Linked DNA regions of Homo sapiens: all the other regions are linked to region 2. A link is a contact called in ENCODE Hi-C or POLR2A ChIA-PET data. All regions are on one chromosome and are shown on one strand. Each heading gives the region's core, a stretch centred on a gene start or an enhancer-like site at or near the end of the contact. The rest is flanking DNA. Distances are from core to core; before and after follow the strand shown. Region 1 holds the start of FKSG29 (a long non-coding RNA gene). Region 2 has its middle 22 kb from the start of UBAC2-AS1. Region 3 has its middle 40 kb from the start of DOCK9-DT.

The links. A loop is a pair of places that touch in the nucleus more often than their neighbours do. ChIA-PET counts read pairs that join two places held with the same protein, here RNA polymerase II (POLR2A). Pooled maps may share reads with other maps.
Region 1: a map of natural killer cell shows a loop between it and region 2 (2.3-fold over the local background). The contact joins the promoter of FKSG29 here to the enhancer-like site in region 2. A Hi-C loop is called at or near these places in 2 of 168 maps with a recorded cell type or tissue (HL-60/S4 and natural killer cell) and 8 of 50 pooled maps. POLR2A ChIA-PET finds 5 or more read pairs at or near these places in 5 of 52 experiments (A673, Panc1, T-cell and 1 more).
Region 3: a loop to region 2 is called in a map of CD8-positive, alpha-beta T cell, with 7 times the contacts of the local background. The contact joins two enhancer-like sites. A Hi-C loop is called at or near these places in 2 of 168 maps with a recorded cell type or tissue (CD8-positive, alpha-beta T cell and naive thymus-derived CD4-positive, alpha-beta T cell) and 1 of 50 pooled maps. POLR2A ChIA-PET finds 5 or more read pairs at or near these places in 4 of 52 experiments (HEK293, Panc1, WTC11 and 1 more).

What each region holds. Positions count from the first base shown.
Region 1 is chr13:99,349,226-99,352,817 of GRCh38, reverse strand. FKSG29 (a long non-coding RNA gene) reads right to left here and starts at 1,398. Exons shown (of 1, transcript NR_024013.1): 1 at 791-1,398. The region is part of intron 7 of UBAC2 (UBA domain containing 2); the gene reads right to left. RefSeq lists an enhancer at 934-1,023.
Region 2 is chr13:99,177,469-99,180,957 of GRCh38, reverse strand. No RefSeq gene overlaps it. Among named protein-coding and RNA genes, the nearest start is that of UBAC2-AS1, 22 kb to the left of the region's middle. Within about 2 kb of position 2,084, at least 3 of the 41 ENCODE cell types and tissues checked have a DNase peak (open chromatin) inside an H3K27ac peak, as active enhancers do; they include CD8-positive, alpha-beta T cell, where a contact is called at or near this core.
Region 3 is chr13:99,044,815-99,048,401 of GRCh38, reverse strand. It overlaps a transcript of DOCK9 not described here. Among named protein-coding and RNA genes, the nearest start is that of DOCK9-DT, 40 kb to the left of the region's middle. Within about 2 kb of position 2,006, at least 24 of the 41 ENCODE cell types and tissues checked have a DNase peak (open chromatin) inside an H3K27ac peak, as active enhancers do; they include CD8-positive, alpha-beta T cell, where a contact is called at or near this core.

The DNA.
Region 1 (3,592 bases), core at 149-2,648, 170 kb before region 2:
CACTACACATTTCTCCCAGAAGAGTGACCATCACATTTCACTGTAACTGACGCTTTCTACTCTAAGCTCAGGGAGAGGAGGGATCGTGCTGCCTTGGTCACTGTGGGACTCACCAGAGCCTGGCACTGCGTGTATTCTGCGGAATAGACGGTAATGAAAATGGTAGCACTGGTGAGGCCAAGAGGCAACAGGAAGCTTCCTAAGGAAGCTGGCCTGATGAAGGGGCAGTGACAGAAACTGGTCTGGTGGAGTGGCACTTGCACACATAAAGCTCTACTAGGCAGATCTTGCTATCTAAACCACAGAGGGAAAATCAACCATGCTGCAACATGCGTCAACCTCAGAAACGTGAAGCTCAGCGAAAGAAGCCAGTCATAAAGATCAGCTACATATGCTTCCATTTCTATAAAATGTCCAGAATAAGCAAGTCTACAGAGACAGAAAGTAGATTAAGTGGCTGCCTAGGACAGGGCGGATGGGAATGACTGCTAATGGGGCGCAGTTTCTTTTGGGGTGATGAAAAATGTTCTCAAATTACGGTATTTGTGCAATTAAAAAATACTAAAAACCACCGAACTGTACACTTCGAGGGGGTGAGTTATATGGTATGTGAATTCCATCAGCTGCTAAAAAATACATCAAGGACCAGTAAATACTTTTAAAACACTAAAAAAAGTTATTGAATTCAAAATACTTGATTAATGATAGGAACTCTCATGATTGACAGGGCAGATCTGCCTCCTGGTGCACATCTCAGATGATACCAAATGGCTGTTGCTGGGGGAGGATAAAGAGAGAAACAATTTTCACAGCCACAGAATGTTACCAAGTGAGGATGTGCAGCTAAACTCACTTTAACCAAATGCTGCGAAAGTAACTGAAAGCACGTGTGAGTATCGCTGAGCCACTCTGGGTGTCAGTAGCTTCTTTCCTTGCAGGCAAAACACAGAGGTGATAATCAACCAGTTAACACCGGGCAGCCCAATGAGATGAGGAGGCAGTTAAAAGAAGAGCACCAAGGACTCCTGGGCTTTGCTGCCAAATGTCCCACTTGGCTTGTACCAACAAGCAGGATTCATTCACACTGGGCTTCACCTTAGTTCTGCTTCTAAAATAGATGGAAATTTTACAGAAATGCCTAATGGAAAGTTTTATCCCCAAGTTTGTGTTGTGGTATATAACAGAATTCTCATCATCAGCCAACAGAGAGAGGATTGGCTCCCACAAATAACAGATGACCAGAACTAAGAGAGAATTCACATTTCCAGGTAAAAGGTTACTTTGAAAGCTGCTGGCTATATAACCTTCTACAGCAGGGACTGGCAAATATTTTTCTGTAAAGGGCCAGGTGGTAAACATTTTAGGTTTGGAAGATAAAGAGGCAAGAGATCAAAGATACTATGTAGTTACCTATATAACCATTTAAAATGTAAAACCTGTTCCTAGCTTCAGATTGTACAAAAACAGGTAGTTTGGCCCACAGGCCATCACCTGCTGACTGTTGCTCTAGAGGTTACAAGCTTTTACGAGTAATAACTATCAAGGTTGGCTCCTAAATTAGGACTCTCTCAAACTTCCTGAGAGCCACAAAAACAGATGCCCAATACTATGATAATAACTAATATCTGATAGAGCCTCTGGTACCTAAGGTAATTTTGTATAATTTTTTTTATCCCCAATGACAACAGTATTCTACAGATTGTGTATAGATGTCCCTGTCAACCCAGGATTGAGTCCCTAACTGCCCATTCTTGTTCTTTTCATTATATTACGCTGCTTTCTATTGTGAGCATGGCTCTGAAGAAAAACAACACTGTTTTCTTCCTTTCTACACTCACACACGACTCAACACAATATTCTGACACCAGATGTGCTGGGGGGCTTCATACCCCAAGCAGTGCTCCAGTGGACACCAGCAGGGTGTCCTATAATTTAACTCAATCCCCACACTGTCTCCCAGGAGATAACATCAGAGCCCACAGGTTAAGGGCCCACTCCCACAAGACTGCTCCCCTACTTCAGATGGCAATCGCCAGACCTAACCTGCGGTTCTAACCAACGTGCTATAAATGAGGGTTCCCGTGGTCCACTCCTTGGGTTCAGTTAATTTGCTAGGATGGCTCACAGAACTCAGGGAAACACTGACATCTACCCATTTATTAGAAAGGATATTGCAAGGGATACAGATGAACAGTCAGATGGAAGAGATGCACAGGGCAAGGCATGGGGCATGGCCCCTGCCCCTCTCTGGCACCCCCTGCACCCTGCTCCAGCACACATTCAGCAATCTGGAAGTTCTCTAAACCCTGTCCTTTGGGGGTTTTATGGAAGCTTCATTATGTAGATATAATTGATTATATCACTGGCCATTGGTGATCAACTCAACCCCTCTCCCTAATCACAGAGGTTGGGGGTGGGGCTGAAAGTCTCAACCCTCTAATCACTTATTAGTTCCCCTGGTAACCAGCCCCCATCTGAGGCTATCCAGGAGAGCCTGGACATCAGTCATCCATGTGAAAAGACACTTCTCACTGTGGGCGAAGGATTACCTAGGTGCCGAGGTAAGAAACTGAAGGCACAACTGTTTCAGTATAAAAAAGAAAATAGAGTAAGAGTAGTCATAATACAAATTAGATATAGAGATGATCATGGACATTATCAATCATTATAAACATCATGAATCATTAGCTTTTAATATTACTCTTTGTTGCATTACTAATATAACCTAGGAATAACCGGCGGGCATAGGGTCAGGTGCTGAAGGGACATTGTGAGAAGTGACCTAGAAGGCAAGAGGTGAGCCCTCTGTCACGCCGGCATGAGGGCTCCTTGGTCAAGCGGTAATGCCAGTGTCTGCGAAGACACCCATTACTTAGCAGACCGCGAAAGGGAGTCTCCTTTCATTGGAGGAGTCAGGGAACACTCTGCTCCACCACCTTCTTGTGGGAGGCTGGATATTATCCCAGTCTGCCCGCAGTCATCCGAAGTCCTAAACCCCTCCCTGTGATGCTGTGCTTCAACGGTCACGCTCCTTGTCCACTTTCATGTTCCTCCCGTACTCCTGGTTCCTCTTTGAAGTTCGTAGTAGATAGCAGTAGAAGAAATAGTAAAAGTCTTAAAGTCTTTGATCTTTCTTATAAGTGCATAGAAGAAAACGCTGACGTATGGTGCCTTCTCTCTCTCAGCTTCGGCTACCTAAGAGGGAAGGGCCCCCCTGTCCTGTGATTACGTGACTTGCTTCACCTTGTCAATCACTTAGAAGATTCACCCTCCTTACCCTGACCCCCGGTCTTGTATGCAATAAATATCAGCGCACCCAGCCGTTCAGGGCCACTACTGGTCTCCGCATCTTGATGGCAGTGGTCCCTCGGGCCCAGCTGTTTTCTCTTTATCTCTTTGTCTTGTGTCTTTATTTATTACAATCTCATCTCCGCACATGGGGAGAACACCTGCTAAGCCCTGTAGGGCTGGACCCTATGCTCACTGTGGAGATTCCAAGGGCTTTAGGTGCTGTGTGTCAGGGGCCAGTGGTAGAGAACAGATACATCTTTCTCATCACAGCACACAGAGCTTCTTTGCTACAGCGAGCAAA
Region 2 (3,489 bases), core at 835-3,334:
TTTAAGTTGCCCCGCCTTTCCAGACCAAACCAATGTACTTCTTACATATATTGATTGATGTCTCATGTCTCCCTAAATGTATAAAACTAAGCTGTCCTCCGACCACCTTGGGTACATGTCCTCAGGACTTCCTGAGGCTGCGTCATGGGTGTGTCCTCAACCTTGGCAAGATAAACTTTCTAAATTAACTGAGGCCTGTCTCAGATGTTCCAGGTTCACATGAGTAACTCCTCTGCATGTCTTCGGCATTCAACAGACACACACTGAATAGGAATTCCCTGCCTCCCTCCTGCGGGGCATGAAGCCAGATGCTAGGATTGCAGAGCTTTCATGGGTGGATGTGCATGGGACAAGTGTGAACACAGTTAGCAGGACAGAGCGGGAGAAGTATCCACCAATGGTTTGACCTGCCCTTAGTCACTTCTCCTGGAAATGACGGAGAGAAGCGTGTTAAGAATTGGGAGAGGGCTGGCCCCAGTGGCTCACGCCTGTAATCCCAGCACTTTGGGAGGCCAAGGTGGGTGGACTCTTTGAGCCCAGGAGTTTGAGACAAGCCTGGGCAACATGGTGAAACCCCCATTTCTACAAAAAATAAAAAAATCAGCTGGGCATGGTGGTGTGTGCCTGTGGTCCCAGCTACTCTGGAGGCTGAGGTGGGAGGATCACTTGAGCCCAGGTGGTGGAGAATGCAGTGAGCCATGATCACACCACTGCACTCCAGCCTGGGTGACTGGGTGACTGAGCAAGACCCTGTCTCTAAAAAAAATTGGGATAGGATATGAGCTCAGAGAGCTCAGAGCTGGGCTCCACAGGACATGGGAATGGGGTGGAGTCAAAAGGACCTGTGGAAGTTTTGGAATTGAAGAGGAAAAAAATGTTTTATCCTCTGAGGCTGACCAAAAGGAAATTGGCTGCAGAAATGTTTGTAGATTGTGGTGGGGGTAGGACGATGTTTGAGGTCACCTATAACAGCTTCAATTTTCTGGATGAAACGAAAGACCAGCTCATTCTTCCTAGAATGAGGGGTCTGGGGCTAAACCCAGGACCTGGCAAGGGCATTAGAGGTTTGAGATAGTGGCTAGGTGGCTGTCTTAGCCCATTTTGTGCTGCTATAAAACAGGATACCTGAGACTGGGTAATTTATAAAGATCAGAAATGCATTTCTCATTGTTAGGGAGGCTGGGAGGCCCAAGACAGAGGCACTGGCTTCTGGTGAGGGCTTTCTTGCTGTGTCCTCACTTGGCAGAAGAGTGGGAGAGAGTGAACCCCTTCCCACAAGCCCTTTGCATAGAGGCATCAATCCATTCATGGGGGTGGAGCCCACGTGACCTAAACACTTCCCAAAATGCCCCACCTCCCGACACTGTTGCATTGGGGATTAAGTTTCCAGCCCATGAATACGGGGGTACACATTCAGACCATAGCAGGATTACATCAGTTAGGGTTCCATCAGGGGACCAGCAGAAACACCAGTAATATGAAAAGAGAGAACTAAATACAAAGACTTGTTAACTACATATAATATTCACCAGGTAACTGAAGGTGTAAGGAATAAGTCTGAGATATCACAGAGGAAGCAGCTACCACCTCTCAGGCTGGGCAAACGGAGGGAAGCAGGTCCAATGATTAAAACCTTGAAACTTGGCCAAGTGTGGTGGCTCAGCCTGTAATCCCAGCACTCTGGGAGGCCGAGGTGGGGGATGATGGATCACTTGAGGTCAGGAGTTCGAGACCAGCCTGGCCAACATGGTGATACCTAATCTCTACTAAAAATACAAAAATTAGCAGGATGTGGCGGTGCATGCCTCTAATCCCAGCTACCTGGGAGGCTGAGGCAGGAGAATCGCTTGAATCTGGGAGGTGGAGGTTGCAGTGAGCCAAGATCATGCCACTGCACTCCAGCATGGGCAAAAAAAGTGAGACTCTGTCTCAAACAAAAACAAAAACAAAACCTTGAAACTTAGAGGAGTGGTCCCAGGGGACTGGGACCAGACCTCTGAGAAGGACGCGCTGGCCAGCTGGTGGCGGGCTGGGAGTGGTGAAACTGGCTCTGCTGGTGTTGCAAGCACTGGCATCTGGATTCAGCTGCTGCTGCAGAAAGCAGCTGCATTTGCTGGGTGGAGTGTCCCTGGGGTATTGCTCAAAGGGGCCCCAAGCAGCAAGGAGGTCACGAGCCCCTCCTTCTTCCTCAGCTTCCTGTAGCACCCCAAAATGGTAGAACCCAACTTGTGGTTTGCAGAGTCTCAGCCCAACATCACAAAGCCAAGCAGAGAAGCCTGGGTTTGGAGTGAGAGGCAATAACTTAGTAACTGTCATGGGGAACGCACAAAGCCATCCCTCACTGTATGAGTGACATTTAGGGACTGTGCAGGCACATGAGTCTGTATATTGGCTGAATTTCTTTCCTTTGCCTTCTGCAAATCATTTCGTATTCTCCTAGGCCCTTGCCATATTGGAGAAATATCAGAAAATCCTTAATGGGTCTCCTGGTTCAAAAGGAACTGACCAACGATTACAAGTGTCTATCAACAGATGAATAAATAAGCAAAATGCAGCAGAAACATACAATGGAATATTGGCCTTGAAAAGGAAGGAAATCCTGACCTGTGCTCTAACATGGAAGAACCTGGAAGATCATCTGCTAAGGGAAATACGCCAGTCTCAGAAGGACAAATACCGAGTGATTCCACTTATATGAGGTGCCCAGAATAGGCAGATGCCTGGAGAGGGGAAGGAGAGTGGTGGTTGCCAGGCCTGAAGGAGGAGGGAATGGGCAGTTGTTGTTCGGTGGGTCCAGAGCTTCAGTTCTGCAGGATGGAAAATGTTCCGCGGATGGTGGTGGTGGTGGCTGCACAACAGTGTGAATGCATTGAATGCGTGTGACTGCACACTGAGAAATGGCTAAGGCGGGACGTTTTACCTGATGTGGATTTGCCCACAGTCACATATTTTTAGAAAGGAACTAGGCTGGCTGCAGTTGCTCATGCCTGTAATCCCAGCACTTCGGGAGGCCAAGGCAGGTGGATCACTTGAGGTCCGGAGACAAGCCTGGCCAACATGGTGAAACCCTGTCTCTACTAAAAATACAAAAAATTAGTCGGGCATGGTGGTGCGTGCCTGTAGTTCCAGCTACTCAGGAGGCTGAGGCAGGAGAATCACTTGAACTTGGGAGGCAGAGATTGCAGTGAGCCAAGATTGCGCCACTGCACTCCAGCCTGGGTGACAGAGTGAGACTCCATCTCAAAAAAAAAAAAAAAAAAGAAAGAAGGAAAGAAAGAAAGAAGTAAGAGAAAAAGAAAAGAAAGAAAGAAAGAAAAAGAAAGAAAGAAAGAAAGAAAGAAAAAGAAAAAAGAAGAGAAGAGAAAAGAAAAGGAAAGAAAGGCAAGAAAAGGCCGGGCGCGGTGGCTCACGCCTGTAATCCCAGCACTTTGGGAGGCCGAGGCGGGCGGATCACGAGGTCAGGAGATCGAGACCATCCTGGTTAACACG
Region 3 (3,587 bases), core at 757-3,256, 130 kb after region 2:
TTCTTTTCTAGAGTAGGGACAAATAAGAGTGATGAGAAGATGAGCAGTAGCAGAGGGGAATGGTAACTGGGGAAGCTCCGCTGGGGTGCACGCAGGCTGTCTCCAGGTTGGCTGTCTTCAGGCGTGCTTCTTACTCCAAAACTGGAAACTTGGTGAAAATCCTGCTGTTGGCTTTGAGCCGGCAGAAACAAAACAAAACAAAACAAAACAGATAAAACTGTAAACCAAGAAGCAGCACATGAACACTTTTAAACACCGTATGAAGATTTTCCATAACTTTAAAATACAATGGAATATGTTCTCAGTGAGAACTGTCATCGGACATCAGTGTTTGATTCGTGATTTTGCTGACATTGAGGTCCCTGGTGCTGCCCCCAAACTGGAGGCCTGCCCAGGGTGAAACTTTGTGTCAGAGCCCAGGATTTGACTCCTAGGAGCTCTGCTGTTGGGTATTATACAGGAGGGCAGGAATTGAGTTGTAAAAGGCCAGTGAAAGGGAGGGAGAACAATACATTGAGTTTGTATCCAGGGACACTTTCCTGGAAAGGTGGTTGCTTGAGGCTGATGCTTCAAGATTAGGGCCAGGCGCAGTAGCTCCTGCCTGTAATCCCAGCACTTTGGGAGGCCGAGGTGGGTGGATCGCCTGAAGTCAGGAGTTCAAGACCGGCCTGGCTAACATGGTGAAACCCCGTCTCTACTAAAAATTAAAAAAAAAATTAGCTGGGCATAGTGGTGTGCACCTGTAGTCCCAGCTACTCAGGAGGCTGAGGCAGGAGAATGGCTTGAAGGTGGGAGGCAGAGGTTACAGAGAGCCAGGATGGCACCACTGCACTCCAGCCTAGGCGACTGGGCGAGACTCCGTCTCAAAAAAAAAAAAAAAAAAAGGATTAGAACCACTGATTCTCAGAAAAAGTTTGACTTTCATTATTTTCAGACAACACCTAAGGAGTGAAAATAAATGAGACTAAGAAGATGTTCTTAGGCCCCAGAATGTTTAAAAGTAGAAAGACAATTTCCTTATTCTAACCTGGGGACCCTGATGGTAACAGACGTGCTTATGTGCTGCGATGGCAGCTGATACTCCTCAGCCTGTGGTTCTCTGCCCCATCCAGAGAGAGCCTGAATCTATACACAGAAAAGGCTGTGTTTCTGAGGAAATAAAAAATATGTACTTTTAAAATTTTCTAAATAGGCCCTACTTCTAGGGTCAGCTGGCGTGTATTTCAATTAGCACATTATCTTGGGAAACTTTACCATGAGGAAAAGTTTACTCATAGGCTTGGCCATTTTTATTTATTTGACCCCCATGAATAGTCCAACATAGCCACCAAAAATTGCACAGATGTCAGTGGCTGTTTGGCCGTGTTTTAAATAAATATTTTGTCTTTTAATCATCAGAGATAGGAGATTAAACCTGGACTCGTCCAACTTTGGCTCTCTTCACGCTCATCCTTATGGGAGAGGAAGTGTCAAGATGGGCTTTCCTTTGGAGCATAACCTAAACAGGAACCTTTTAAAAACCTATCCAAAGCTACACTTTGTACCTTAAACGCAGGCATGAAGTATGAGACATTTCTGGTGATGTCTTCAGGAGGATTAAGAGGTCAGGAGTTAGATGTAAGAATGAAAGTAAAGTAAGTGATAGATCTAGGCAGAGAAAGATGTTGACATCTGAGCTTATACTCTGAATAAAACAGGTTTCCAGGCTGTGTGTGTTTATTTTACACCCATGCACTTACACACAGTATGTGATAACACAGCAGTGATTCACAGTGGCTCTTCAAGGCCCCTCATCTGTGAGTCCTGGACTTTCCTGTCAGGTGTGCCCCCTCATAACCAGGCATGTTCTATGAGGTGTTTACTGTCGAGACAAGTCCCACAAGTTGGGCAACCCTTTAAGTGCTGTTTTCCGGAGCGCAGCTAAGGAGGTTAGCATACTGGGCGCAAAATCCTTCCTCCTTTTGAAAACCTCAAAACCAACAAACTACTTCCTCTGTTAATCTCATGGGTGAGTGGCAAAGCCCAGGCCAAGCCCTTGGTTGTGCAATGTGTTATGGCCCTGGAGTTAAGGATCCTCCTACTCAAAGCAGGAGGGCATCATTCCAGCAAAACCTGTTGGTGTGCGTCCCACCTTCCAAGTGAAGATATGCCAGGTGGGAGGTCGCTCGGCTTGTTCTGCCCCGTGCTGAGCCTGGGCTCAGTGTTGGGACATACATTTCTGCCTTTTCTGTCGTTGCTTAAGATATTTCCTGGTTGTCTTGTGAATTCTAGACACAGTGATGCTGGTTTTTTTTTTTTTTTGAGACTGAGTCTCACTCTGTCACCCAGGCTGGAGTGCAGTGGCACAATCTCAGCTTACTGTAAGCTCCGCCTCCCGGGTTCACGCCATTCTCCTGCCTCAGTCTCCTGAGTAGCTGGGACTACAGGCACGTGCCATCAAACCCGGCTAATTTTTTTTTTTTTTTGTATTTTTAGTAGAGATGGGGATTCACCGTGTTAGCCAGAATAGTCTCAATCTCCTGACCTCATGATCCGCCCGCCTCAGCCTCTCAAAGTGCTGGGATTACAGGTGTGAGCCACCGCACCCGGCTGCTGTTTTTTTTGTTTTGTTTTGTTTTGTTTTTAAAAAGATGATTAAGCTGGTGAGGCATCTCTTTTTATATATGCATTTTTTGACAAAAATTCCGTATATTTAGGGTATACAACATGATGTTTTAAAATTGGAATGGTTCAATCAAGCTAAGTAACATGCAATACTTCACATACTTAACATTTTCTGTGGTGAGAACTCAGTTCTACTCTCAGCTATTTATTTACTGTAGTCACCATGTTTATACTGTATTCCCCCTAGCTAACTGAAATTTTGTATCTTTTTACCAACATCTCTCCAAACCCCACCCCCAGCCCCTGGTAACCACCATTCTACTCTCTACTTCTGTAAGTTTGACTTTTTTAGAGTCTACATCTAAGTGAGGTCATGTAGTATTAGCCTTTCTTTGCCTGGCTTACTTCATTTAACATGATGTCCTCTATGTTCATGTTGTTGCAGACGATTTCTTTCTCTTTTGCGCCTGAATGATATTTCATTGTGTATATACGGTATACACCATATTTTATTTATCCATTTATCCACTGATGGCCACTTAGGTTGATTCCATATCTTAGCTGTTGTGAATAGTGCGGCCATGAACATGGGAGTGCAGATATCGCTTTGACACAGCGATTTCATTTTCTTTGGGCAAGTACCCGGTAGTAGGATTGCTGGATCATATGCTAGTCCTATTTTTAATCTTTTAAGGAACCCCCATACTGTTTTCCACAGTGGCTTCACTAATTTACAGTCCCACAAACAGCATGCAGGGATTCCCTTTCCACCACATCCTCTTAGTGAGACATCTCTTGAAGAAGGTCTGTCGACTTGGGTACCACTGAATGGTTTGTGGGTGAATATGTCTATGGGCTGGAATTGTGGTGGGAGTTCCCCTCTGCTCTCAGTATGGTAAAATCCTGTCCTGCTCCTGAGAAACACGGGTAGGAAGGCATGGAGGAGCTTGTGCATGTGATGGAAGAACCTGGCTGTACAGTCA